7 separate regions of the Mus musculus genome follow, and all the other regions are linked to region 6. The links are chromatin loops, found by intact Hi-C in ENCODE. Cell type or tissue: left cerebral cortex. All regions are shown on one strand. Region 1 overlaps 9230116L04Rik (RIKEN cDNA 9230116L04 gene). Region 2 holds the start of Vti1b (vesicle transport through interaction with t-SNAREs 1B). Region 3 holds the start of Erh (ERH mRNA splicing and mitosis factor). Region 4 overlaps Pigh (phosphatidylinositol glycan anchor biosynthesis, class H). Region 5 holds the start of Mpp5 (membrane protein, palmitoylated 5 (MAGUK p55 subfamily member 5)). Region 6 holds the start of Atp6v1d (ATPase, H+ transporting, lysosomal V1 subunit D). Region 7 holds the start of Gphn (gephyrin).

What was found. Peaks named below come from ENCODE experiments on the same cell type or tissue, not always from the same donor. Only the 100,000 strongest peaks of a DNase experiment are listed, where the experiment ranks them.
Region 1: it touches region 6 in a loop (2.6-fold over the local background); 4 of 42 quality-filtered maps call a loop at or near these places.
Region 2: it touches region 6 in a loop (3-fold over the local background); 2 of 42 quality-filtered maps call a loop at or near these places.
Region 3: a loop joins it to region 6, with 7 times the contacts of the local background. A loop is called at or near these places in 5 of 42 quality-filtered maps.
Region 4: a loop joins it to region 6, with 2.0 times the contacts of the local background. A loop is called at or near these places in 4 of 42 quality-filtered maps.
Region 5: a loop joins it to region 6, with 6 times the contacts of the local background. A loop is called at or near these places in 9 of 42 quality-filtered maps.
Region 7: it touches region 6 in a loop (3-fold over the local background); 16 of 42 quality-filtered maps call a loop at or near these places.

Annotation. Positions count from the first base shown.
Region 1 is chr12:79,095,757-79,099,756 of GRCm38, reverse strand. It overlaps 9230116L04Rik (RIKEN cDNA 9230116L04 gene), which reads left to right. Exons shown (of 3, transcript NR_110486.1): 2 at 1,262-1,420. Among named protein-coding and RNA genes, the nearest start is that of 9230116L04Rik, 6.2 kb to the left of the region's middle. In left cerebral cortex, a CTCF peak has its summit at 2,166 (motif pointing right); a DNase peak (open chromatin) is centred at 2,183.
Region 2 is chr12:79,169,929-79,173,928 of GRCm38, reverse strand. Vti1b (vesicle transport through interaction with t-SNAREs 1B) reads left to right here and starts at 1,471. Exons shown (of 6, transcript NM_016800.3): 1 at 1,471-1,709. The coding sequence starts at 1,595. In left cerebral cortex, CTCF peaks have their summits at 91 (motif pointing left) and 1,840 (motif pointing left); DNase peaks (open chromatin) are centred at 1,414, 1,886, 2,089, 3,284 and 2 more places; H3K4me3 peaks cover 1,917 bases; H3K27ac peaks cover 1,494 bases.
Region 3 is chr12:80,640,696-80,644,695 of GRCm38, reverse strand. It overlaps Erh (ERH mRNA splicing and mitosis factor), which reads left to right and starts at 585. Exons shown (of 4, transcript NM_007951.4): 1 at 585-932; 2 at 3,652-3,739. The coding sequence starts at 930. Slc39a9 (solute carrier family 39 (zinc transporter), member 9) reads right to left here and starts at 481. Exons shown (of 7, transcript NM_026244.2): 1 at 1-481. In left cerebral cortex, CTCF peaks have their summits at 474 and 1,856 (motif pointing right); DNase peaks (open chromatin) are centred at 531, 781 and 1,828; H3K4me3 peaks cover 2,109 bases; H3K27ac peaks cover 1,303 bases.
Region 4 is chr12:79,085,111-79,089,110 of GRCm38, reverse strand. It overlaps Pigh (phosphatidylinositol glycan anchor biosynthesis, class H), which reads left to right. Exons shown (of 4, transcript NM_029988.2): 2 at 3,255-3,464. 9230116L04Rik (RIKEN cDNA 9230116L04 gene) reads left to right here. Exons shown (of 3, transcript NR_110486.1): 3 at 1-406. Among named protein-coding and RNA genes, the nearest start is that of Pigh, 2.6 kb to the left of the region's middle. In left cerebral cortex, a CTCF peak has its summit at 2,034; no DNase peak of the experiment used is centred here; H3K4me3 peaks cover 380 bases; H3K27ac peaks cover 13 bases.
Region 5 is chr12:78,747,157-78,751,156 of GRCm38, reverse strand. It overlaps Mpp5 (membrane protein, palmitoylated 5 (MAGUK p55 subfamily member 5)), which reads right to left and starts at 2,210. Exons shown (of 15, transcript NM_019579.3): 1 at 2,051-2,210. In left cerebral cortex, no CTCF peak of the experiment used is centred here; DNase peaks (open chromatin) are centred at 1,575 and 2,328; H3K4me3 peaks cover 2,167 bases; H3K27ac peaks cover 1,452 bases.
Region 6 is chr12:78,859,532-78,863,531 of GRCm38, reverse strand. Atp6v1d (ATPase, H+ transporting, lysosomal V1 subunit D) reads left to right here and starts at 1,894. Exons shown (of 9, transcript NM_023721.2): 1 at 1,894-2,113. The coding sequence starts at 2,073. It overlaps Eif2s1 (eukaryotic translation initiation factor 2, subunit 1 alpha), which reads right to left and starts at 1,460. Exons shown (of 8, transcript NM_026114.3): 1 at 1,352-1,460. In left cerebral cortex, a CTCF peak has its summit at 1,691 (motif pointing right); DNase peaks (open chromatin) are centred at 1,521, 1,885 and 2,684; H3K4me3 peaks cover 3,395 bases; H3K27ac peaks cover 1,761 bases.
Region 7 is chr12:78,223,697-78,227,696 of GRCm38, reverse strand. It overlaps Gphn (gephyrin), which reads right to left and starts at 1,042. Exons shown (of 23, transcript NM_145965.2): 1 at 856-1,042. The coding sequence starts at 919. In left cerebral cortex, a CTCF peak has its summit at 1,690; DNase peaks (open chromatin) are centred at 339, 1,022 and 1,426; H3K4me3 peaks cover 2,308 bases; H3K27ac peaks cover 1,941 bases.

The sequences.
Region 1 (4,000 bases), 240 kb before region 6:
AAGCCATTCATGACTGAGCTGTAATAAGCCACCAGACCTTAGTACAACTGACTGTATGATGAGAATACTATTCAGTCCATCAAATCCAGCCAGTAGACTGCACTATCTGCCAAAATGAAAACAAAGACCTAATCTGTCAAAGTCTCTAAGTGTACTAACCTTGCTTTTGGCTTCCGCAGTCCTGTTTTGTGGCTGTTTTTAATAACTGAAGTATGTCACCTCAGGATATGGTTTTTGTATTTAAAAGCTCACCCTAGGGCTGGTGAGATGGCTCAGTGGGTAAGAGCACACGACTGCTCTTCTGAAGGTCCAGAGTTCAAATCCCAGCAACCACATGGTGGCTCACAACCATCCGTAATGAGATCTGACTCCCTCTTCTGGAGTGTCTGAAGACAGCTACAGTGTACTTACATATAATAATAAATAAATCTAAAAAAAAAAAAAAAAACCAAAAGAACAAAACAAACAAAAAACTCACCCTAAGAAAGTCTCAGGCTGGAATCCTGAACATTCAATGTAGTCGCCAGCTAATAAAAACTTTCTATTGACTTAAGCCTGTGTCCCAGAAGTCTTCTCTGGTGGACACTCCACAACAGAACAATCCTCAGAGTGTAAATAACTCTTCCCAGTGTTATTCTCTCTGTGGTCAGTTAACTCTCAGGCTTCTACCCTCTAGAGTCTAAATACTGAGGATGGCCAATGAAAAAACTTGCCCCTGACATAGCTCAACCCTGGCAGCTCCTTAATTAGAACTTGGAAGTTTTAGAAAATACTTATGTCCAAATCTTTTTCATTTTAATGGTGAGGTGGACCCAGGTATCTGAAGTTCTTCAGGTGACTCAAACATGCTTTGAGATAGAGAGAAACTGGTATTCAGAATTCAACGCCACGCATAGTGGCTCGCGATTTAACCCTAGCACTCAGAGGCAGGCAGATCGCTGTGAGTTTGAGACCAGCCTGTTCTATATGGTGAGATCAGCCAGAACTGCAAACCAAAACTGAAAAACAAAGTCTAACTTTCTGTGGGCTTGGTTCAGCACTTGGGGAGCAGGGCAGGGGAATCTCTGTGAGTCTGAGGCCTGCCTGATCTGCAGAGCGAGTTCCAGACCAGCCAGGCTGCAGGATGAGCTCACAAAATTGAGCTGAAAGGTGTCAGCAGCCTGTCTGGTGGGAATGAATGCTCTAAAGAGACACACACGCTCCTTTCTTTCATTGCCAAGCTTTTGAAACACGGACCTCTAAGAACTAAGAATTTCCCCAGGCATCTTTTGCTGGAAGAAAACGTAGAAGCCCTGATGGAAACCAGAGGACGGAATTTGTCACCGAGAGAAAGATTTACAAGTTGTCTGATGACCTTGCAGGAGAGACCTGGACCTGAGACTGTGGTGGCTGGGGGACCACACCTTGGCCAGACTACATGGTAATGTATGCCCTGCCCTCTCCCTAAGCTTCACTTTCACGTTGGGACCATGAAGATGGATTGGGGGGGGGTGGGGGGGCATTAGGGGGGTGGTGTCACTGGTTCTCTTTGTCCCTCTTTCCAATAGGGCCATATGTAACAAATCTCCTCTTTTTGCTTTTCGGCACTCATTTGGCTCTTTAATTGTCTCATAGACGGTGAATGGCCGAACCTGGCCTGTTGTGGCACCGGCTGTGATTATAAGCGAGGTAACAAACGTGTTCTGATCTAACTGAATCTACTTGTCTCTTAGGTTTAGACCCACTTTTTCTTTTGTCTGTTTGGGCTTTTATTTTTTGAGACAGTCTCACTACATAGTTCAGACTGGCCTTGAACTCATGATCCTGACAGCCTCCATCTCCCTAGTGCTGGGATTTCAGGTGGGAGCCACCAAGCCTGGCGAGGTTCTTTTTTTTTTTTAAATAAACTCTCCCATAACTTTGGTTTATGAGGTTTAAAAGCTTGTAGTTAGGGCTGGAGCTGTAGATAACTCACTTCGCATGCACAAATCCCTGAGTTCAACTCCCAGCACCACAAAAGCAACCTACCAACCAAAACCACAAAGAGACCAAAAGCAAACCTAGCACTTTGGTGTATAAAAGTTAAAAACATCATATATTACAAGGAGAGAGAATCCTTCCACACAAAAGCCAGATGATGTTCCTTGAATTAAAACTATCAAGTGTCACTATTGTAGAAGGCCACAAGGTGGGGTTGTGACTCCATGGAAAAGAGCTCTACCTTCTGTACTTGGTTTTTCCTCTTCTCACCCCTGGCCATCTTCGATACCAAGTGTGTGGTATATTTGTTTGTGTATATGTAAGTGTGTTTGTAGGTAAGCAGGCATGTGTGCATGTGTGTGTGTAGAATCCCCATGTTAATGTTAAGTGCTTTTGTCAATTGCTTTCCATCTAATATATTGACAAAGGACCTCCCACTTGGGCCTGGAGCTCACCAATGTGAATATGTAGGTAGCTAGTTTGCTCTAGAGATTCCTGGCCTCTGGCCTTCTGGAATTATAGGTGGACCCTCAAGCCCACCCAGCAAGCGGTGGATCTGGATTCTGGTCCTCATGCTTTTGCTCAGGCTGAGCCATCTCTCTGACATCCACTGTTTTCATTTGTTTGTTTTGTGTGAGGCAGGGTCTCACTGTGTGGTCCTCGCTGTCCTGGAAGTCAATGTGTAAACAAGGATGTCCTCGAACCCACAGAGATCTGTCTGCCTTTGCTTCCTGAGTGGGATATTGCTACGATAGGCTTGAGCATGCTTTTGTTTGGAGGAATGTGGATTTTGGAAAGCAGTGTAATGCTTTAAGTGGAGCTTAATGGGCCATACTGTTAGAAGCATGGAGGGCAGCGGTGCTGAGGGTGATTTTAACTGTGGGAGCCTGGCTCAAGAGGTTTCAGAGGTAAAAAATTTTAGTATGTGGCCTAGAGGCTGTTCTTGTGATAATTTGGTGAAAATGGAGTTGCTTTTTGCCCTTGTCTGGAGAGTCTGCCTGAGGCAAAAGAGATCTAGATTAATTGTATTGACAAAGGAAATCTCAAAACACCATACCATAGACTCTGTCCTGTAGTTCGCTCTTATAAAGAGCCTTTTGATCAGATGTAGCAAACTAAGAAAGGAAAGGTACAAAATGTGTGGTTCAAAGATTAAAGGGGCACCAGGACGTAGAATGAAGCTAAATCCTGTGTTCAAAGATATTAAATGTTATTAAGGGAGTGCAAGGTCCCACCCAGCTAGACTTACTGTTTAAACTTACAGTTGAACGAAGGATAGTTATATCATGTTAGGAGTTATTATGACCTGGTTGGTTATTGCTTTCATTTGGACATAAGGAGATATAATTGTGTGTCAAATTCACAAGGGATAGATTGTGATGGCTATTCTCAGTTGTCAACTTGACTATATCTGGAATGGAGGGCACACCTGGGATCCAGATCTTGAGGCTAGAAGACACAGACTTTGATCTGGATCTTGAGGCATAGTAGCCATGCTTATAAAGATCTTGTAAAAAGGAATTAAAGAAAAGCTTACGTCCAGGTGTGGTGGTGCATGCCTTTAATCCTAGCACTCAGAAGACAGAGGAGGGCAGATCTCTTGAGTTCAAGGTCAGTCCACAGAGCAAGTTTAAGGACAGTCAAGCTTAGGCAATGAAAGAAACCATGGAAAACAGAAAGCTGGTGAAGATGTAATTGAACCAAGGGGCCAAGTTCCAGTCCCAGCAAGCAGCAGAACTTGACAGCTTCTGTCATGTGGCTTTGGCTTTAGAGTCAAGAATAGAAGGAGTTACTGGGACAACTGATGCTGGCTAGCTGAAACTTAAAAATTAGCAGTGATTAAATAGAGACCAGAATCATTGAGGTGAAATCTTCTGAAAAGTGTTTTCTGAGAGCACAAAGAAGCTGTGTTCCAGAGATAGCCAAGGTTGTACTTTGTGCTGGTAGCTGGACTTGATAATGTGTAAGAATCACCTAGTTGTGGGGCTGGAGAGATGGCTCAGCAGTTAAGGGCACTGACTGTTCTGCCAGTGGTCCTGAG
Region 2 (4,000 bases), 310 kb before region 6:
AATGTCACAGTTCTTTGGATCACACACAACTCTTAACAGCATGGCAGGCAGCCCACCTGTAACTCCAGCTCCAAAAGACCCAACACCCTCTTCTGGGCTCCACAGGCAGGGCACTTGCCCTCACATGTGTTCATACATATTCAAGTATAAATTTTTTAATTTTATGTTTTTTGGGCATGGTTTCTCTATATGGTCTGGCTGTCCTGCAATGTGCTCTGTAGACCAGGCTGGCCTCGAACTCAGTGATCCATCTGCCTCTGTCTTCCAAGTGCTAGGATTAAAATTGAACAACAACACTCTTGAACTACCTTTTAATTTTATAAGAAAAATATTAAGACTTCGCACCACTGCTAACAACATCAGACTTTGTCATCCCTGCACACTGCGTTTTGTTTTTATTTTTTCATTGAATTTAACGGTTGGTGGATTCAAGCTTGTAAAACCCAGGGCTTCAAAGACAAAAATCACCAGGAACCCACTCCCACACACACCTTAGAAGATGGACTATAGGATTTGCTTATGCTAGATAAGTGTTGTACCCCTCGGTAACACCCTTTTATATATATATATATATATATATATATATATATATATATATATATATATATATATATATATTTCCATGTATAAATATTGAATCACCACGAAAACTTTTGTGAGTGGGCCCTTTGTTGGAAACCCTGCCAACAGTATACACAGGGGTTTATATCTATGGAAGGACAGAAAGGACTTCGTAATTGTTGATATATTTCACATAAGGGCAGATAAGATGGGTCTGTCTTCCACACCAAATCATACATTACCCAAGGGCAGAGACAAAATTACTTTGATCAATATATAACTTTGGTTTATCAAAATGTCTATTCTTAACATGTTGTGAATGAGAACCCGGGGCAGCCTAATGGTCTGGACTGGTTCAGCCGCTAAAAGCTGTGGGTATTCTGGGATCACACTGCCCATTTTCCGGTTCTGAAAACATGTGACCCTGGCCACTTAATCTCTCCACTTTTATTAGAGTTATACCATCCGAGGGTAGGCAGGCCTCTGCTCATCTATCTAGGGCTGAGACTGAACATTTAGACGGGATATGAAGTCAGGTGGCAGAAGGAACTGCGATGACAGCGAGGGGCGTGTGCTAGCCAGTCTGCGCAACACCGCTGGCACTCCGGGCCCTCCCTGCACGGCCGTCCTCCCTCACTTAACTACAATTCCCAGTATGCACTGCAGGACCGGCGGGCCCGGATGAGGCGGCCGAGGCGCCAGTCCCGCGGGCTCCCTCGGGCCCTTCCCTTTGGTACCTCCTCTGTGCCCACTGTTTGTCTCCAGGTCGGAGCCACCGGCTCGTCTTGGCGCGAGACCGCGCCCCTGTAGTAGCTGAGTGTCGTCCCCGCCCCGGCTTCTTGTCAGGCTTTGGCGCCCGGCGCCCGTGCAGTGACAAGCAGGGGGAGGGCGTCCGGCTCCGAGGACCCCGGAAGCGCCTGATTCCGGGAGGCCGAGGTGCGGCTGCAGTGATGGCTTCGGGGCTGGGCAGCTGATTGCTGAGGTGGGAGTGGGCCCAGCGCCCGGTGGCCGCAGCTCACGCGCAACCTGCGCCATGGCCGCCTCCGCCGCCTCCTCCGAGCATTTCGAGAAGCTGCACGAGATCTTCCGCGGCCTCCTTGAAGACTTACAAGGGGTGCCGGAGCGGCTGCTGGGGACCGCGGGGACAGGTGAGGCGGGGGCGGGACCAGGCCGGGAGGACTCCGCAGGGTGCAGGATCCCAAACACCGACCCGGGGCTCCCCGCTTCCCCTTTGGGCACGCCCCCTGCTGCTGTCGGGCCCCGGACGCCCAGGGTGTGCTGCCTCTTGTGGTGACTGGGGGCGTGCAAAGGGATAGACATTAGGATGTCCTCTCCTAGCGAGCCTTTAGTTATCTTCCTCTCCCAGTAGCATAGGGCATTCTTCAATCTGTGCTCCTGTGACAAAACAAAAAACAAAAACAAAAAACAAAAAAAACCCTTAATTTGGAGTTGGGCATGTAGGAGTTTGGCATTTTGGTAGGCAATGAAATTTTAAAAATAGTTGTAACCATGGAGATTAGCTTATATGTGAGACAGTGGCGGGAGGTGAGGGGAGGAAGACAGCTACATTGGAGAGGAACCGGAAGTCTCACATTTAGACTTTTTTGACGTACTAGGGTAAATCCTTAAGGAACATAAGCAGCGGAGTAATGTGGATTTCATTTTAGAAGCAAGGCGGCGGATAGCTGGATAGAGGATGTGAGAATGGCTATAAGAGACTGTGTTAGGAGCTTCTATGACAGTTGACTGGGTAAGCATGCGAATCTGGAGAGTGAGCATTAAATCCAACAGGTGGTGCCGAGATTTATGAGACTGGTGGATGTGAGGAGGAAGATTGAGAAGGGGCCGTGTCTTCTCACGTGATCAGTTGAATGAATGAACTTAAATAAGAGGCGCATACTCGTTTGAGCTGGAGATGAGAATGTCTACCTGTGCATTAAAGATAACAGTGTATGACAAAATATTTTTCTGCCATTCAAGAGATTGCCAGTGGTGAACACTTTTAATCCCAGCACTTGGGAGGTAGAAACAGAATCTCAGTGAGTTCAAGGCCAGCCTGGTTTTACACAGCAACACAGAGTTCCAGACCAGCTAGATTCTTCTATCTTGAGACTCTATCAAAAATTAAAAAAAAAAAAAAAAAAAAAGGAAGGAAGGAAAGAAAAGAGTTCTAGAGTCAGATTATCTAAGTTACATACACCTTTTATTAGCTATGTGACTTTGCAAGTTATTTTAACCAAACTAGTTTCCACTATAAAGTAAAACGTAGCATCTGACTTCATGGAGTTTTTGTGGGGAGTAAATGAGATATGTAAAGCTATTAAAAACACCGTCTGGCAACAGTAAGAGCTACCAGCTATTATTAATATGTGTTTGTTGTTTTATTTAGAAATATTAGCTCTCTACACAGTTATTCTTAGGATGCTCTTTTTGCTTGCTTGTTTTTGTTTTTTTGGGTTTGTGTTTGTTTTTCAAGACAGGGTTTCTCTGTGTAGTCTTGGCTGTCCTGGAACTCTCTCTGTAGACTAGGCTGGCCTCAAACCACCTGCCTCTGCCTCCCAAGTGCTGGGATTAAAGGCTTGTATTGCCATTGCCCAGCCTCAGAACACTATTTTCTAATGTACTCATCACTTTGCATATTTATGATACAGTGTATTGTTTTTGTGTTACTAGGAAAGTAGTTTGGAATTGTAGTCTGTGAATCAGCCCATCAACACCATCTGGGAACTTGAGAACTGCACATGCTCAGGCCCCATTCTGACTCACAGAATCCAAAGCTTACGGCAAGCAGTCTGCCTTAACTACACTCGAGGGATTTCTAGTGCTGGCTTAAGTTTGAGAGCCAGTGAACTGGAAATGAAATAGTATTTTTGTTTGTTGTTTGTTTGTTTGATCGTTTAGCATGTGTCCTAAACTCCCTGGAACAGTACACAGCACATCCTAGGTATCTGACAAATATTTACTAGATATGTTTGGGGTGGTGGTGCATACCTTTAGTAGCACTTAGGAGGCAGAGGCAGGGAATCTCCATGAGTTCAAGGCCAGCCTAGAGTACACAGTGAGACCCTTTCTCAAATAAACTACATATTGTATTTGTTAAATTATTGTAAAAATCAATTTTTGGTTGTTAAAGGTCTTAGAAGGTCTATGAGGTCTTAGAAGAAAGTACCTGGGTATTGAAGCAGAATAATTTCTCTTTTTTTTTTTTTTCACATTTTCATTACTCTTCATATTGATGTATATACATTGGTTAAAACAACCAGAGTGAAAGAGATACTTATTTCCCCAAAGTATAGTCTGTATTCTCATGGCCCTTGAAGGGTAGCTGCCACCATGTATCCTAATTTAGGAGGGTTTTGTGGCAGTAACAGTTTTACCATGTATGGTAAGTATTAGCCTAATTATAGCATTCATCACCTACAGCTGTAATTTCTTATCT
Region 3 (4,000 bases), 1.8 Mb before region 6:
GACTCTAGCACCAGAGAAAACTTCGCGCAATCTTAGGTACTCGGTTGCCAGCCACTGAGATTCCGGTCGGTCACAGATGGAGAAATTGTGCTGAAAGAGACCTCAATCGTCGGAATGAGAGTGTCACGACGACCCGCTCCTAGACAAGGCCCCTGGTAGCAGTAGGAAAGAGGGGTAAAGCCAAGTGTCTTCTTCGCACGCTGTACCTGTTCCTAGGGGTGGCACCGCAGGTGATACGCCCCCAGGGAAGGGACCAGCCCACCAGTCCCAGCAAACTACCTTCCGAGTCTAGAGTCGGGCAAGATGTCCTGCAAGTCTCTCACTTGGGTCGGAGGATTCAACAGCAAAGTCGACACGATGCTGTCTCTGCCCTACACCCGGTGCTACCCATGGTACTTCCCTCAGCCAGGCCCTGACCCTGAGTCGCCAATACTACAGCTGCCATGGCCGCCAAGTGGCACCTCTTCATTACTCCCACTTCCGGATTGTCTCACAGCCTCCTCTTTAGCAGGGCACTTCCGGGTTACAACCGACCTATCGGCCAGGTCCTTATATTGCCGCCATTTTTTTAGAAAGGCTTAAAAAAAAGACGACTGGTGTCGCTGTTGTATTCCCCATCACTTTAGCCGCCTGTCAGTTAATTAGAGTACAGAAGGCAGAATCCCGAAACGAACTCTTCTTCCTAAAGCGGAGAAAGAGTCTCTTACCCATCCCGGCGCCCTTAACCAAGATGGCTGAAACAGCGTCAGTATCCACTCTAGAAACCAGAAACGTGTGTCTCTCTATGGTCTGAAAGATTCCTTTTGCGTCGCGCTTTCGACGACTTCCGGCGGCGGCTCTCGCGGGATTGGCTGTTGGCGGCGTTGCGGCTGAGCTCGTGTGCGGCAGCAGAGGTGTTAGCGGCGGCTGCAGCAAGAGCGTTTGGCGCGATGGTGAGTCCTTAGCGGTTGCCGGGGTCCCCAACTTAGAGGGCCACCCCTGCTCGGTACATCTTCCCATCCTTCCCGCCCCTGCCCTTCTAGCGCGAGCGAGGGAGCTGCTCCCCGCCCCCTTCCCCCCGGCTCGCGGGTGGACCCTTCCCCTTCCCGGCGCTGAGCCGCGGGGCCTGCCCGTAGGCCCCGGACCTGATCCTCCTCCCTGCGGCTGCGCGCCTCCCGCCTGATGGTGGGGGGCGAGGTATGCGGTGGGCAGACGATGCCCTCCCTGCCGATCGCTGCCTGGAAGAGGGAGGTGTGGGGTGCCGTTCATTTCTCATCAGATGCACTAGCCGACTGTAGGAACAATGGCCGGGGAACGTGTTAGACGTTTCCTGAAACTGACACACCCGTCACCTTACGGTTCTCCGTAGGTCGGCCTTAGGGGGTCGGATTGGCTTTACAGTGTGCTGCCTCAGCCTGCCCCCTAACCCCCGAACTTCAAAAAAGAAAGTATTTTTCCTTTTTCAGTATCCTTAGTTGCCCTGTTTTGCCAATTTTGTCAGCCTTCGATCTTGTTCTTTCTTATATTCTCCTGGGAGTGGAGCCTGAAAAGAGACTCCAGGGTCCTGGTCCCAAAATCCGGCAGGGAAGGTTTTTGTTTTATTTGTTAAGTTGTGTGTCTGTGCTTGCACGTGAGTACAGGAGCCCTCAGAGGCCAGAAGAGGGAATGAGATCCCCTGGGTCTGGAGTTAGAACAGGCGGTTGTGAGCGGAGGATGTGGGTGCTAGGAACCAAACTCATGCCTTCTGTAAGAGTAGCACGTGCTCTTAACCACTGAGCCATCAACACTCTGGTTGTTGTTTTGCTTTTGGGGATCTTCCTTTTCGGTGTGTGGTGATTTGCCTGCATGTCTTGTGTGCCACTTGCATGCAGTGCCTGCGACAGACAGAAGAGGGCGTCCGATCCCCAGGATTGGAATTACCTGTGATGGTAAGCGACCGTGCGAGTGCAGGGAATTGAAAACCAGTCCCTTGGAAGAGCAGCTCGTGGGCTTAACCACTGAGCCATGTCTCCAGTACTTATGCCCTCTTATTTTTAAGTAAACAAAAGGGAAATATTTGGAGCAGGTGTGTTTATAGTTTTCAAATATTATTTCAAGTTATTCCTTAATTTGCCTAAAATTTTTAAAAATGTGGCAAAGAATGAATAGCTTGTCTAGGATGAGCCATTACAAAAATGCAAATAGGCTTTCATGAGACTAATTTTCTCAACAACAAAAGTACCATTTGAGTAGCTGGCCTTTTATGAGCCCCTACACAACACATCCTGCTTTCTCTGGCTATTAATAACAAACAAAACACTGTTCACATGACTACAGGTTTCTTTTGTTACCAACTTAGAGTTTTCTCTCAAGTCTTCTCAAACTTAATTAAAGACACAGATCTTGCTGGGGATGGAGAAATAATAATGCTCTTGCTGTAAGAAATTTAAAGTGCTTTTATTTCTGTTTTTATCCAGAAAGCCTAAATCTTAGAAACTCAGTTCAGTTTGTTGATAATTAAATTTTTGGATTATCTCAAAATAGTTTGGGCATCCTGACATGAGAATTTGTTTTTTAATCAGAAACTAGTGTTGCAAGTGAAGAAAATAAGGGGAATAATTTGGCTGAGAATTGGGCTTGCAGTGGAGTTGCATCATGCTAGCATTTGTTTAATTAATTAATCTTGTTTTGTTTTTCGAGACAGGGTTTCTCTGTATAGTCCTGGCTGTCCTGGAACTCACTCTGTAGATCAGGCCAACCTCAAACTCAGAAATCCGCCTGCCTCTGCCTCCCAAGTGCTGGGATTAAAGGCATGCACCACTACTACCCGGCTAATTAATCATTCTTAAATGCACGAGAGACACTATATAAGACTATGCTGGTCAGGATGTCTGCTTCACTTATTTAAAGATATTTTTGGGTTTTGCTTCTTTGAAGAGAGTTGGTGTTAGTGAGATCTAGTGAGTGGAGACCAAAGGTGCCACAAAACATCCTATAGGCTCAGGACAAACCCAAAGAATTCATTTCTGTCCCCAAATATAGTGAGAACTCTGAAGCTGACTCGGCTCCCCAGTGAGCAAGAGAGGAAGGCTTTCAGTGAAGTCCTGCTCCTCTGGTACAATCAAAGATTTTGTACATTCAAAGATAAATTATTTGGGTATGAGCTGGCCCCTTAAGGCAAGTTATCTAGACGAATAGTTCCATAAATAACTTTAGTGTGGTGTTCACTATATACATTTTATATTGTTACTTTATCTTACACCTTGATGTGGGAGGTAACTCCTGTATAAAATGTGGTTCCGCTGTTGTGCTCAAGTCAGGAAAGACCTTAGGTTGATACAGTGATTATAGTATTTCCTGTTCTCCTTTAACTACTCCATGTCTTAGTTTTTATTGAGTTAAGAGAGCTAGAGGCTAGTGGAGTCAGAAAACGGGTTCTAAAGGTTAATAAGAAAAAATGCAGGAGCGGGTATATTTGGAGTTTGAGAAATGATCCAGAGGGTAAGGGGCTGACTTAGTTAAGGGAGTTGTGAGCCCAGCACTGATAGGGAAACATGAACTGCGGATGAGCAACCTAGTCAGTTATGTTTTAGTAACTAACATCTGTGTCACGTCACGTCGGGGGCTTATGTGGTGATGAGAATTTCCGAGTCGCATGTTGGGATATTCATTGACGTTGTTTTTCCCCTTCAGTCTCACACCATTTTGCTGGTACAGCCTACCAAGAGGCCAGAGGGCAGGACTTATGCTGACTATGAGTCTGTGAATGAGTGCATGGAAGGTGAGTGAGCACAAAGGTAATGAGGGGGAGGTTTTTACAGTCCCTCACACACGCTGCTCTCTGGGGGATGAATAGCATGTGGGAACTGGAATCTTTTTCCCCCTACATTTCTTCATTTCTTTTTGTTTGTTTGTTTGTCCGAGACAGGGTTTCTCTGTGTAGCCCTGGCTGTCCTGGAACTCACTTTGTAGACCAGGCTGGCCTTGAACTCAGAAATCTGCCTGCCTCTGCCTCCCAAGTGCTGGGATCAAAGGCGTGCGC
Region 4 (4,000 bases), 230 kb before region 6:
TGTTTCTCAAGGCCAGGTCAACTACCATCCCCTCTCCCAACCCTTCCCCAGTTTAAGTGCATTTTCTAAAGTGTTGCCAGGTCTAAGACACGAGGGTTTTCTATGCTCAGTTTTCAGACTTTCTAATCTTTTTTCCCCCCGAGCCTCATTTTTAACATCTCTAAGTTGAAATTAATGGTTCAAAATATTGCGAAGGTCAACTGCTATTATTTTGTGACAGTTCCCAAGCAAAAAGAGTCATCCGATTGGCCTTTGTTCAGGATGTTCTGTTCTGTTTTAACTCCCTGTATAGCCCTAAAATGAATATATTATTCCAGGAGTGATCTTAATAGAGCCAGTACACCAGAACTGTTTATTTCTGCAATTTTCATATTGTTTGTATTAAAACATCCCTTAGCTTTTTTCTATTCTTTTGCTATTATTATTATTCTTACTTTGTCTGGACTGGAAGGCTCTATGTGGAGCCTGCCTCTGCCTCCCTAGGGTTAGGATCAAAGGTGTGTGTCATCATACCTGGTTCAATCACATTTATGCTATCAAAGTGTGTGGCAGAGCATCATAATTTGCACAGATTTTCATAGATGAAGTTAAGTCCCCTCACTGAGGGTCTGGGGAATGAATGGCTCATCAGATGACTGCAGCGACTGCCAAACCTGACCACCTAATGCCAAACCTGACCACCTAATGCCAAACCTGACCACCTAAGCCGAATCCCCAGAACCCACATGATGGGAGGGAAGAATGGATTCAAAAAAATTGTCCTCTGACCTCTGCACAATAAATAAATATAAATAGTAGGGGCTGGTGTGGTGGTGCACACCTTTAATCCCAGCACTAGGGAAACAGAGGAAGGAACATCTCTGAATTCAAGGCCAGCCTGGCTACATCAGTCTACATTACCAGCTCCAGAACAAACCAAGGCTACACAGTGAAACCCTGCCTCAAACACAACACAAATAGTATTTTTTAAAAGACTCCTAATCTTTACCAATTTATATTTAAAAGTGTCTTCACAGGTCAGTTGAAGTTATTAAACTGACCTAGTCCTTCCCCAAAATTTTTAATATAATTGGATTTTTATTCTTTTTTGGGGGGATGGGGAGTGTTGGGGTCTTACCATGTAGCCTTGGCTGTTCTTGAACTCACTGTATAAACCAGGCTGGCCTGTAACTCAGAGATTCACCTGTCACTGCCTCACAAGTGCTGTTGTTAAAGGGATACATCACCATGCCCAGTTGAATGTTAATGCCAGCCTATGTTCCTGATACCCGTGCAGTTATCTGCTGAATTTCTTATTTCAACCCCCCGGGGGGGTTCATAAAGAGTAATACTTTAATAACCTTGACATTGATAAAGTGACAAAGCTGGGCTTCCAAACTGGAGCTGCCTGACTTTGAAATCCCTTTCCATTGTACTTTGGCCTCGCAGATCTCAGGCAGTTGCAATTGTTACTGGTTGGTTTGTTCAGAGATACAGGGTCTTGCTATGTAGTTTAGGCTGTCCACACACTCTGCTTCGTCCTGGTTCAGCCCCTGTGAAGGCCTGGGCTGACAGGTGAGTGAACCACACCCAGCTCAGAGCTGTTCTGTCAGTTCCCTACTGCACTCATCTCTCTGGCATGGACACCCAAATGTCCCCCAAATGCACAAGTAATTGTGCTCTCTTCCATTACTTCAAGACTTCCCGAGGCCTCTGTGTGCAAGAGTTCAGATCTCTGCTCCTATTCAAACTCATTCATGGAAAGAACTCTCAAAGGACTCCTTCAGATGTGTGGCTCAACCCTGACTCAGATGAGCGGTGTGCATCCTTAGAATTTTGGCCAGGAAAATGGACTTTGAGGCAGATTATCTTAACAGAGGCTGAGTGGGTAACATTCCCTAAGCATTCATTGTTCTTCAGCCTGTCATCCCCTGCTTTTGATCGGTTTAGTTAACATCACTCCAATCTGCAGTGCAGTACCCTTTCAGCAGAGTGCACCTGTCAGCATGCACTACTTCTCTGCACCACCTGGGTCCTGAGGCCTTGGAAGTCTTTATGGAACAGCTGTGTGCATTGATCTATCTCTCTGTCTCCCTCTCTTCTTTTTCCCTCTCCATCATTTTTTCCTTCCTTCCCCCCTTCCTCTTCTCTTTCTCCTCCCTCTGACACTTTAAAGTCAGTAACACAGTATTCTAGACTTTTGTTTTTTAATCATTCTTGCAACCTGTAGAGGGCTGAGTTTTACCTTGGCTTTCTTCCACGGTGCTTATTTAGTTTGCACTGCTTGCAAGACACCACCCTGCACCTGAAGTTAATTAGCAGAAAGTAGCTGTTTCTGGGTCATCAGAGGCCCTGTTCTCACTCCTGCTTACCAGCCAGAAATAATCATCTGAACGGAAGTCATCAAGCTCTTTCTTTAAAAGGCCAAATTAATATTTTAGGCTTTGTGGATCCCTGTCCCATATTCTTTTGTCCTTTTATTTAAAATTTATGTGTATGGGTGTGTTGCGTATATGTCTGTACATGACATACATGCCTTGTGCTCAAGGAGGTGAGAAGAGGGTGTCAGGTCCCCTGGAACTGGAGTTATAGACAGTTGTGAACTTCCACATGGGTGTTAGAATATGAACTCAGGTCTTCTTGAAGAACAGCCAGTGCTCTTAACGGAAGAGCCATCTCTCCAGCCTGCTTTTTGTTATTTGTTGTTTGTTTAGAGACAGGGTCTCACTGTGTGTGTAGCCTTGTCTGGCCTGGAGCTCGGTGTGTGTAGTCCTGATCCACCTGCCTCTGCCTCCTGGGAGCTTGGATTACCATGAGCCACTGCATCTGCTTCTTTTTGTTCTTCCATCAACCTTGTAAAAAATGTTAAGAGCCATTCTTCGCTCAGAGTTGGCAAGCAGAAGTGTGTGGCTGAACTCGTTTGTTAAAATTCTTGGTTTTTGTTGTTTTGCTTTGGTGTTTGTTTGTTTTTAAAGATTTATATATTTAATGTATATGAGCACACTGTAGCTCATATACACACCAGAAGAGGGCATCAGATCCCATTACAGAGGGTTGTGAGCCACCCTGTGGTTGCTGGGAATTGAACTCAGGACCTCTGGAAGAGGAGTCAGTGCTATTTCCCCTTCATCTAGGTTCCCTCATCTGTTCACCTCACAGCATAGCCACCAGAGCAGAGGCCTTTTCCTCATTGTCCAGTTCACTTGCTGAATAGCATAGGCGTGTGCAGAGGGGCATTTGGTGATCTTACTGCCTGCGTCTGGCTCTCTCTTCAGAATAGCATGGTCCTCTCTGCCACCATCTTCATCACCATCTTAGGCCTGCTTGGTTACCTCCATTTTGTGAAGATTGACCAGGAGACTCTACTAATCATCGACTCACTTGGCATCCAGATGACTTCATCTTATGCATCGGGCAAAGAAAGTACCACCTTCATAGAGATGGACAAGGTCAAGGACATTATCATTAACGAGGCTATCTACATGGTAAGTGTCTAGGTGGTACTTCTGGGCCCTGCAGAGGAGGCAGTCAGCCCATGGGGTGTGCTGGGACCTAAACTGCATCCAAATACAGCATTCATTGTCACAGAACTAAATTTAAGGTGCCTCTGTTCCAATACAAGTAGTTTTTTGACTGGCATGCCTGTGAACTGTAGAAGAGAAACTTATATTCAAGTAAAAGTTTCTTTATAGTCGTGTTTTCCTCGGTGATGGGGTATGTTGCAAGGAATGTGTTGTTCACAAGGTTGTTGGCTGTACAGACATCAGAGCACATACTACACTTAGATGGTATAGTCACTCAGACATCCCAGTGATGGTATGTAATAAACACAAGGTGCTTGGGGTTGCTGCCAAGTGTAACACTGAATGCTGCTTTCCAGTAATCTTTTGTGTCAGGGTCTCATTGAATAGTTTATGCTGGCATTGAACTTCCCATCCTCCTGCCTCTTTCCCCTTTTGCTTTTGTTTTTGCTTATCCGTGTGTGTGTGTGTGTGTGTGTGTGTGTGTGTGTGTGTGTGTG
Region 5 (4,000 bases), 110 kb after region 6:
TTTGTGATTAACATACAAGATCCATCAAAGGACTTCAAGGAGGTTATTCTCAATTATGTGAGTTTATTAATGCATGCTGTGCACACATTACAGGAGAAACCTCAACAGAAGAGAACACCAAACAGTGGCTCAGAACTCTGGTCTACACAGTATCTTAAACAAAGAACAGAAGTATTTTAGACATGACATGACAGAAAGCAGATTTGGCTTTTGTTTACATAGGTAGGGGACTATAGGTAGTGAGTCTGAGCTTTTTAATCAGACCACAATACAGTAGCCTAGATGGAGGGCTCAGCATTAAAGAGCTCTTGCTGAGGAACCAAGTTAAGCTCCCAGCACCCACAATGGGTGGTCCCCGAGAGCCTGTAACTCTAGTTCTAGGGGAATTCAATGCCTTCAGCTGCCACTGGCACATGCATATATGTGTCAATATCCCACCCCCATGAACATATAAATAAAATCTTTTTTCAAAAAAATTACAATTCCGAAGTCGACATGCATAGCTAAGTCACTGTACCACTTTGGATGACCCTTAGGTAGAATTATATTAAGTCTCTCATCTATTTTAACATTATATTTATATATGTGTATGTGTGTGTGTGTGTGTGTGTGTATAAAATCACTAAGGAGTCCACCATTATTTGTCAAATTCAAGGTGATGACTTTTAGTCATTCGTGGCAAATTTACTCAATTTTTAAAAGATTATGAAACGCTGGGTGTGGTGGCGCACACCTTTAGTCCCAGCACTCAGGAGGCAGAGGCAGGCGGATTTCTGAGTTCGAGGCCAGCCTGGTCTACAAAGTGAGTTCCAGGACAGCCAGGGCTATACAGAGAAACCCTTTCTCGACGCCCCCCCCCCAAAAAAAAAGATTATGAATCTCTTTTGATATCTTTGTCTTTTTTACTTATAAAGCTCTTTAAATTTTAATGTAAGCCTGCTATTACAGTTTAGAATGATCTTTAAAACAAGAAATCGTGTCCACAGAAATACTATAGAAACAGCTCGTCAAGAAAGGATAGTGTTCATTCCCACCAATACCTATACTTCAAAGACACCAGCACACCACATAATTTGTTACTGTTGCAAAAGTTAACAAGTTATTAATTTCTGGCATAATTTAAAAGGATAATTAGAATAGTATCATTAAAACATTACAGTGCCTTATTAAAACCAGAAATACCTTCCACCTTATCCGCTAAATCAAAACTTTAGAATTCTTGCTACACTGGCTTTCAGAATTTAAACTCTTGAAACTCTAAATTAGACACAACACACTAAGTAAAAACCCTCGTAGGTGCTGCATTCATTTTAGAGTAAAGTGTCATGGAAAACTTTTCGGCCGAATCTAAATTCCACACACATTACTGTGTGTCAGTCAGCTGGACAGAAGGAGAGAGCTATCCTTAGTCAGTTACGTAATTTACAATAAGGATCGTTCCGAGCGGCATTCATTGAAAGTAGCTCTACCAAGCATTTACAGGCTTCAAAGTTCACCGGACAATCTCCGTCTAAGTTCTGAGAACGCACTACTCTTTAGCAGTGGTCACAAGGAAGCAGGAACTGTTTATCCGCAGAACGCAATGAGTAGCAGAACACCAGGGGCTGACTCAGGCACCGGAACGCTGGCTGCATTCCGTCTTCCACGGGAAAGTGTTTCCCAGGCTGGTTCCCCGATCCGGCCAGGGGTGGGGTGAGGGAAGAGTCCCAGAGACTCGCGAACTCCGGGCCTGGGCGCAGCGAGACGACTCCCTGCCGTGCCCCCGGCAAGTCCGGCGGGGTGGCCCGCCACCGCGCCAAGGTGCGTCCCCCCCACCCCCACCCCCCGGCCCAGGGAACCAACCGGCATCGCGCGGGGAGCGTCCCTCCGAGGGACAAAGGTTGGGCTGCCACCGCGGCGCCCGGCTCAGCCTGGGGCTCTCCCCAGGGAACCCTGGCGGTGCGGCGGGTCTGGGAGGGGGTGCGAGCCCCGCCGCCCCTCCCCCGCCGCGCTCCCGGGAACCTGTTGATTAAGATCGCCACAGCCCGGGCGCTGCGGGTCCGCCCCTTACCTCCAAGCCCCGGCGGCCGCCGATCCTCTCTCCCTCCCTCGCTCCTCAACGCAGCCCAAGCAACAGCCCTCCGTCTGGCGGCCCTCAAAACACTGGATAAAGAATCCAGAAACTCCCGATTCCTCCCACCTCGGAGTCTCCAGTCCCCGCCCCCTCCTCACCGCCAGCCTCCTCCGTCGCCGCCGTCGCCAGCAACTCCTCCTCGAGGCCGCGCGAGACCGGCCCCCGCGGCTGACGCGAGACCGCGCACGCGCCCCTGGGACGCTGGCGCAGCGGGCGCGCCTATCCCAGGCCGTTCCTGGCGCGGCCCGCCCACGGCCCGGAGAGAGGCTGGAACGGATCGTCCAATCCTGAGCGCGCGTGGGGAGAGGGCCCGCTGATTGGTCCGCTCTTCCCCCCCCCCGCCTCCCGGGGGCTCGGCCGCGCGCACTCACCCGCCTCGAACTGCGAAGCGTTCGTTCTAACCGCTGAGTCGCTTCGCTGCCTCAGCCCACCTCCTCGCCTCTGTGTGGGGTCGCCGTGCTTCCCTGAGACGGACTCGGAAGCCGCTAAGGCTCGACGGGGCCTGGGAAGCGGTCATCTCCTGAGAAAAATCCGATTCCCTTGGAAGAGACCCCTGTTGTCCTGTCAGGCACATCAAAAATGCTAATGCTCAAAACAACCGTGACGCCAACACCTGGTTGTGTATAAAGTTCCACACAATTCCCTGATTCCACAGACGACTCCTTTCTGAAAACCAGGAAGGATGTCAAAGGCCACAGTTGTCACAGAATTCTCCGGAGAGGATTGGGAGTTACTTAGGCTAGTCCCAGCGCGAGTCCATGCTGTCAGGACACACCTATGCCACCATCTGGGAAGGGTGGGCACGGAAAGTGCTATGAAAGTGTGCGCGAGGAACTGGATTTGGAGCAAACAGAAATATGTTCTATGTAGAAACCTCTTCTGCTGGACCTAAATCCATTGCTTCAGCCTGTTGAGTTTTCTCAGGGGCACATGTCGTAGACAACTGTCCCTCTGTGCCTTCGTATATGCAATTAATCATGTCTTTATTTCCTCCCACCGTGGTTTTTAAGCACCATTCCCAATATACCCAGGCTCCTACCTACCTTTTTCCTCTTATGGGTTGTTAGTGTCCCCAAGGAATACTATGCCCTCTGAAGTAAGCACAACTTTTTTTGGGGGGTGGGGGGAGGGCGAAATCCTTCTCTTCCTGGATCATCAAATTCAAATCTTACTGACATTTTATTAAGTACTTAACGTTGTTTATTGGTGTTAGTAAGGCAGAGCCAAGGACAGGACTTTTTTACATACCACTAAAGACCTCTTTCCTTCTGTCAAACATACCTCAGTGGACTTTGAGTACAGACGGACAACTTCCAAATATATGTAACTGAACTGTCTGCTTAGTTCATCTTCACAAAGAAGTGAGAATTTGTGAACTGCAAGTGGACTGTCTCCAGAATTCCTAGACACTGTTAGCCACACACAAAAGGTTAGTGAGTGTTGACATTCCTTTCTACCTTTTTTTTTTTTAATGCATAAGACATTAGGTAACAAGTACTCTAGTTCCTTTTTTAAAAAGTGGTTCCCCCACCCCACCCCCTTTTTGGAAATGTTGACATAAAGCTAGCTTACTCTTGTTGTGAGGACTGTTCTGTGCATGATAATGTGTTTGACAAAATAGTTTCTGTCCCTTAGATTCCAGGCACATCTCCCTTTCCAAAAGTGACAAAAGATGTTTACAGATATAGCCAAAGGGTGGGAGGGTGTTCTTTTTTAAAAGATGTATTTGTTTTTTATTTTGTGTATATGCATATTTGCCTGCATTTATGTGTATGTGTTACCTATTGCCTGGTGTTTGGTGAGGCAGAGATCTTTGGATTCCCTGAGTCTCAGACTGCAGACAATTACAATTCACCATTTGGGTGCTAGGAACTGAACCCATTTCCT
Region 6 (4,000 bases):
CATAATATACACTAAAAACAAGAACTAAACTCAAGTCTTTAACACAAAATCTGATATCCACAAAGTTTCCCTGTATCACACACAGTATGACAATGTTAAGGGCTCTCCCACCCCCCCTTTAGAGACAGGGTTTCACTGTGCAGCTCTGGCTGGCCTCAAGCATTTTCAGTGCTGGGATTAAAGATATGTGTACCTCACACCTCTCACAAGGGATCCCACTTCTGTAGTTAATGCCATACAGACTGTATGTGTTCTGATGTAAACAAACAAAAACACACTTCAAAGCTAGTTTCAAATACCTTGCATTATTAGTATTTTGCCCCTGTTAACTTCTAGAGTCGGTACATTGTCATGTCACCATAGCAGATATGGGCAATGAACATTCCAAAATAAAATGTACCACGCTGGGAAAACGCTGTTCAGCTCTAAAGTTTACTAGTACAACTAAGTCTTTTGAGAATCAGGGCCCACCATCTGGCATCATAGGCACAGAAAAAGCACTACAATTTCATAACTGACATTTTTGATGAACTGTCGAGGGTCTCCACCTCTTTAACAACAACTTGAGGAGGAGAAAAATCAAGACTTTTCTGATGTACCCTTTCTTCAAGAAACAATGTTTGTTCCTTAGTGGAAATTAAAGCATCCTAAATATAAGGGGGTGTTTAAGAGCCCCAATGCGAGTACACACTTAACTCTAAAGTTTTACGCTTTCAGCGTCCATAATTACAAAACTCCAGTTTTATTTTCGCAGTTACCCAAACAGGGCAAATAACTTCAACAGCTGATTTTAAATTCCAGGAATTCACTCATACAGAAATGCACAGCTAGAGCGAAAACTTAACGACCTCAACACTAATAGTTCCATTTTGGACTTTTTTTTAACTTAAATATGGTGGTTTATCCTATTGTTTCTTTGGCGAAAAGTTCAGTCTCCACAGAGAGAAAAGTTTTGGCAGTATCTTGGGGCTGAAAAGAAGGATAAAAGAAAGAAAAAAAAAAAAAGCCCAAATTCTCCGGTCCGGTAAAAGCAATCGTCTTGAACTAGGAGTGGGACTGGAGTCGAGGGTTCTCCAGAGGCCTCCCCACCACAAGACATCTTTAAGGAGGCTGTAAAAATCTACTTGGCCCACGTTCCTTCAGGGGTTCCTCCGCCCGTCCAGCCACGTTTCTGGCTCGCAGGAGCAGACACCGGCTGGCGAGAGGGCGCAGGAAATCACCAGCGGGCGGTGGCGACGGGGTCCAGACACTTCCCGCGCAAGAACGGGAAAGGGGGGGTAGCCCGGGGCCTAGCCGCACTGGACAAAACCAAGGCGAATCCTCGGGGAGAGCAAGCTGCGGGGCCGGTCACCTGAAGTGGATGTGTGAATCCCGAAGTAGGGTCCCACGCCGTGCTGCTTAGTGGCAACGAGGAGACTCGGAACACCAACCCCGGACGCCGAAGCTCCTCAGCGTGCGCTTCGCCCAACCCAGCGCGCATGCGGAGCCACCTCTCACTGCGCAGGCGCCGACAGAAAAGGATCCTTCGTTGCCACTAACCATAGAGTCTTGGTCCTCCTAATATGGGCGGTGTGAACCAAGGGACGAGCTGAAGAGTCACTGCCCCTGGTATTTATAGATTTTTTTGCGGAGGGAACTTGCTAGGTTTAAAGGAGAGGTAAGTTTCTGTTTCTTGCTCCAGGATGATCGCTTTAAGTTTTAGTCAACCAAGAGAGGGCGCTGTGACGAATGGCGGAAAGCCGAGGAAGAGGAGGAGCGTGATCCTCTCCTGACCCATCCCTCAGAGCGTGCTGGGTGCCGGCGACTCGCCGGAGGGAGGGGCGGTGGAGAGACCCGGAATTCCGGACTGTGCGCGCTTCCACATCCGGGCATTCCGTCTCCTCCCCCTCCCTCAGTCCTCGCCCAACAGGAACCGGAAGTGGGAACCGGTTTCCTGGTTGCCTCTTAGCAACGCAGTTGTCAAGTGACCCGGTCAGCTGACTCCCGTGGAGGCGGGCACTGGGGTAACCGGTTCTGGAGGTGTTGCGGTCCCGATTGTCTCGCCGGGGGGCCCGAGCCGAGTCACCGTCAGGATGTCGGGCAAAGACCGGATTGAAATCTTCCCTTCGCGAATGTAAGTTAAAGACTAGGACAAGCGACAACCGTGTTCAGGCACATCTTCCCGGCGCGCATTCCTGCGTACCCTTGGCCACCAGCAAGGTTCCTTGGTTTCTGGGTCGCTCCTTGAGCTTTCCCCAGGGTCTTCGTTTCCTCTGAGTTCCGAGCGAGGTTTCTTTCCAACGCTCCCCTCCCCTGCTGTTTCTGAGAGAAGAGGCCGGAGAAAGTGGTTCCAGTCCACAGGAAAAGGGGGTTCACCTGCTGGCAGCTTTTGGAGGTCGATGCCTTTACTCACTCATTCCGCACACCCTTTGAGCCACACACGGAGTTTACATAACTGAGCCGTCGGCGCCATCTCTACCTCCCAGGGCTCATCATTGCTGAGGATTGAGATGTAGACGCTGAGGTCTGACCAAAGCTCCCAGACGGGAAGTTATGTGACAGGGAAGCAGCTAGAAGGCCCCTCAGCCAAAGTGACATTGAATGTGTCACCCTCTCGCAGCTGTAGGTTTCAGTCTTGGATCCCGTCAAGTGTTATTTGCTGTGGGAAGATATCCCTGCATTTCTGAGGTATTCCTATAGCCCTGTGATGACTGCACTCTTTACGTCTAGCAAGTGTCACTCATGACACTGTCACGCGGGTATTTATTTGGGCTGTCTCCTGGATGAAGGAGGCATCTTTTTAATGCATAGAAGGTCCACAGAAAATTGTTCCTTGAACCCTTGCTTGGGATGTGCTCAGTTACAGGCCGCCTTTCTGCTTTGGGTTAACATCCTTGTTAGGAGAAGTGATGAAGTGAAAACTTGAAGTTTTCTCAAATACATATAATAACTTGTGGAAAGAAAAGGGTATTTGTGCTCTCATCTTCAATTGTTCCTGAAGAAGGAAATCAGTTTTTATTCTGATAATTAGGTCTCTCACTGTGGTCCTGTTTTGGGGCCTGTTTAGGGTTTTGCGTGTGTGTGTGTGTGTGTGTGTGTGTGTGTGTGTGTGTGTGTGAGAGAGAGAGAGAGAGAGAGACAGACTGTATTGTTTACCTTATCCTATGCCTTTTTACTTATAGACCCAAGGACTCTTAAATAGTTTCATTTAAACCACAGAATGAGTTTCTGTCTCTGCCAGGGTATATGTAGCTCTGAGTGAATGAAAGGGTTTAATTATTTAAAAACAAAACAAAACACTTTTAACCTTCTCCCCAATGGCTTTGAAATGGCAAGTTATACTAACTGTACAAACCTGCCAGCTGTGGGGAAGTGCAGTGCTCGTGAAACAGCTAAAGATCAGGACGACCCTAGGGTGATCCCAAAGCCAGCATGTAATGGCCCCATCCAAACTTTACTGAGACATCCGATTCCAGGGTGGCTTCTGGAAACACAAGGACATATCCTAGGATGACCACAGTTCTCCTCCCCACTCCCCAGCCACTAGCCCCAACTGTAATGCCACTGAGTAATATCTCAGAGGCAGAGCTCTTGCCTGGCATACAAAAGGCCCTGGGTTGAATCCCCAGCACCTAAAAGTAGAAATAACCATGCCTGCCTCAAACAAACAAAACTCAAAGCCCATAGGAGAACTAAATACTGGTTTTAGCTGACATCTGATTGATAGATCCTAGACCTCTCTTTGAAAGAAAAAGGGTTTTTAATTGAATATATAGTTTATCTAACTCATAAATGTGTCAGGGATCTGAGAGAACCCTTCTTCGTAAGGTAATCAACCAGGACAGGGTCTCTGTGTCTCTGTGGGAGGCTAGAATCCTGACTTCTGTTCCTGTCAGAGAGCAGGCACAGTTGACACAGCCACAGGTGGACTTTCCCTTTTCTGAGCCTGCCTGAGTGCAACTCATGCTCTTTAAAGTGCCCAGGCACACCTGTGTGAGCCAGAATGGCGCTCACCTTTTTG
Region 7 (4,000 bases), 640 kb after region 6:
AAACGCGACCCGGGAAAAGTGCGCTCCTCACCAGCCTCAGGACCATCCACCGGGGAGTGAGAATGGGAGGGGGGGGGTGTCCCAAAAGGGAGGGGGAGAAAAGAACCCGACAGAGGGAAATCCTTCCTTCTCAAGGGAAAAAAAAAAAAAAAAAAGGCTGGCTCTCCCGGCCACGGGAAGCAGCCGGTCCTCGCGGAGGAGAAGAGGCAGACAGAGAGGGAGGGCCCTGTGCTAGGAAAGGCAGAAGGAAGGCACTTTCCGGGGTCCGGACTAGAGCCTAGCACCCGGCTCCCGGGGGAGGTGAGGAGTGTCCCGTCGTCTGCAGAGGGGACAGCCGGCCGGCGAAGGGGCAGCAGAGGCGGAGCAGAGTTCGCCTGCCGAACCCCGAGTCCTGTCAGGCAGGTGCCATGGGGCCGCCGGGTGGGGGGGGAGGGGAGAAAAGGGGGTGGAGATGGGATTCCCCCCTCTCGGAAGAGCTTTAGTGGAGGAGGCGCCCGGCCAACCCCGAGCAGCGTGCTTCAGACTGCGGAGCAGGAATCCCGCCGCCCGCACCGGCAGCGCGGAGCCCCGCAGCGCCCGCCGCACCGGCCCCTCGGTCCCCGGGGGCCAGAGACTTTGGCTGCTAGGGCTCCGGGGCCTGACACCCCACCGTGCCTGCCCCAGCTCCCCCGGGGAGCACACGGGAACACCCGAATCCTCAGCAGCTCTCAGCGGTTGTAAAATACACCCCCCGGTCCCCCTCCTCAGCCTGCCCTCTTCCCGAGGCCGCAGGGAAGCACCACCGCGGGCGAGAAACCTCCAGCAAGTCGCGGATAGTAGCCGTTGCGGCTCCCCCGGACCTCCTCCCCCCGTTACCTGTGAGGACTCCGACACGGATTTGATGGTCGTGGTTGGTGAGGATCATTCCCTCGGTCGCCATGTTTCCCAGCGCAGTCACCGCACTGACAGGAGCCAGGAGAAGCCGGAGCCCGGAGCGCGCCGGCCGGGAGCGCGCTTGCCTTGGAGAGCGCGAGAGCGAGGGCGCCCGGGGAGCGCGAGGCGAGCGGGAAGGAGGGGGCCGAGCGCCCGGTGGCCTGCGTGGGGTGGGGGGGAGAGGCCGCGCCAGGAGCGCGCGGGTCCGCGGAGGGGGCGGAGTCGGGCCGCGCGACCCCGAGTCCGGCCGGGAGGAAGCGATCCCGGGGTGGGAGTAGCGGCGGCCTCGCGGAAGACAGAGCGCGGAGGCGGCGGGGCAAGGCCGGCGAGACCCAGAGGCTCTGCGGAGTGAGACCCAAGACGCCTGGATGGCAAGAGACTGAGAGGGGGAAAAGGGAGCACACGCTCTGGAGGTTGCGGGGGCGGACTCGGGGACAGGGGCGGAGCTACACCCCGAGGCGTGCAACTCGTGGAGAGTGAGGGGAGGAGTGCGAGCTTGGCTGCGGAGTGCCGGGAGCGGGAAGGAGCCGGCCCAGCCTAGAGTGGGACCCAAGGAACGTTCCTGGGCGCGCGAGTAGCGCGGGATTGGCTGGGCGGACGCGGTGCGGGTGCGCGCGAGGCACGAACGCAGCCTCGGCGGGCCCCAGACAGAAGCAATCCCCCGCCGAGCCGGCAGCCTCGTCAGTTTTCCGCCGCCTCAGGCCGGCCGGCTCTGCCCGCGATGGAGCCACTCCGGACCAGGTGCGGCAGCGAGGTGGGCTCACCTCCTCTGAAGGCACCGGAGAACCTAGAGGTGGCTTAAGGAAGCGGCATGGGTGGCAGAACGGTGGCCGCTGTGACGAGAGTCCCCTCTCGGGCAGAGATAGGTTACCCTGTGCCGCCCCAGCTGTGACCTGCAGTCAATGCTCCCTCTGACTTCGCTTTGGCCCCGCTCGGTGACAGCCTACCACAGACGTCGTAGACGGAGCTTATGTGTCTGCAGCAGGGCACGTGGAGTGGAGATTCCTCTCTCTCTCTCTCTCTCTCTCTCTCTCTCTCTCTCTCTCTCTCTCTCTGTCGTCCCCTAGATGCTGTGACATTTAAGTTTCAGTGTTTCTGGAATATGGAATTACTCTGAAAATGTGGTCATTTAGTTCTGTGTCTTTCATAAAGTGTTATTAGCCACCTCTATTTTGTGTAGGTTTGCTAAATATCCTTTTCTGGCTTAAGTGTGTGTATGTTTTCTCATTTGTTCACCATAGTAAAACCTAAAAGCAAAACAACAACAAAAAAAGTATCAAAACTGTTTAATAATCTGCTCTTAGTCTAAAATCTCAATTATATGGTTATGTGCGGTTTGTATTGTTCCAGTAAGAACATAGCATTACTCATTCTATTCACTAAAGATTCACATTGTGCCTTTATATAAGAGGACAAAGGAAATGATGGGTGGAGTTGAGAAAGGATAAAATAATTCGTTTTTGAAGATATGTATACTAGTATTTCTGGCAGTGGATTAAATTTGTAAGCCAGATCATGAACTCACCTCCCATAATTACTACCAAAGATCCTAGTGGCAAAACAAGTTCTAACTGGTCTCAAAAAGAGGGAGATTGCTGAGAAAGTATGCCCAAATGTGTCACTTATCTCAAACTAAAGATGAAATAAAAATTGTTGATTACATCATAAGCTTTCAAGTCTATTATAGTCTATGTGGTACATGCAAATTCTATATGATTGGGAAAGTTTCTTAGTATTTAGAACTTCTAAACCTGCCCACTAACAGGTTCCTTCAAACTTTAAAGGTTAATAGATTAAATGGGCATGCCCTCCAACTTAGAATAGTTTATAATTTTTTATGGGAAAATAACTAGCACTTTCACAAATCAATAACAGAACACAGGACTTTCTGCATCTATAATAGTAGTAATGGTGAAATTCATTTTCTTTTCTGTACTGTGGCGTGAACTTTGAGCCTCACACACACTAAGCAAGAATTCTACCACTGAACTAAGTCTCTGATTAATTCATTAAAAGGTAGTTGTGTAGGGGGACTATGAAGTCTTAAGATTTCATGGATTACTACATTTTACTAAATATTAGTACTAAGATTACTGAAAAATAATGAAATTATTAGTCAGTTGTAGATGCTTGTTTTCCAGTTATTCAATACATATATTCCTCTCCCAGATTCCATAAGCTATAACAATTAAAATGTATACAAGAAAAACTTTACTGTCCCCAGTTCCCACAATTTTCCTTTCTGTGACTTCCATTTCCATATTATCCATGGTCCAAAAATATTAAATAGAAACTTCAAGTTAGAAAGTATATATATGATAATATTCCATTGTATACATGTGGTATTCTGAAGGATAAAGAAAGTTAAAGTTCCTCAAGGTAAATCATTCCAAAGTTTTGCATGCACACCATTCTTAGTGTAATACAATCACATGTAATCCCATTTGGTCCTGCCTGCACTGAGAATCATTCCCCTGTTCAGCACACCGAACCGAAGCAGCCATCCCTTAGTCACTGAACATTATCTTGGTCATCAGGGCAGTTGTCCCAGTACCAAGTGCTTAGTAGTAGCAATTCAGCTATGCCAAAGAGAAGCTGTAAAATTCGCCCAACAGTGAAAAAGTAAAAGAGCTCTCTGGTGTTACTAATGAGTACAGTGAGAACTAATAAGGAAAGTCTATATAAGATTTGAGACTGTAAAATTTCTAGTATACATTGGGAGTTTTAGAATCAATAGTGGAATTGCCATATTACAGTATATGGCACTATTACACTATAGAAAAATCTCAAAAGTCATTCTAAAATTGAGTATCAAGGAAACTTTTCTGGATACTAGAAGTAAAGTAGCAGTTTCAAACATTAGCACTTTATCTTAGAGGAAAAAGTTTTGTTTATTTGTGACGAATTGGAGTTGGCCAGGAGTTTATTGTGTTTATTTGGATTTAATAATTAAAAATAAAAGTTTACCATCTAAAACAAAATAAAAGGTAAACATAGTTTCATTATGAAGGTGAAATATGTTCATCAGAAAAAATCAAATTTAAGATTTTTTTCTACAGGTAGTGTATTTACACTTTACTAACTTCTG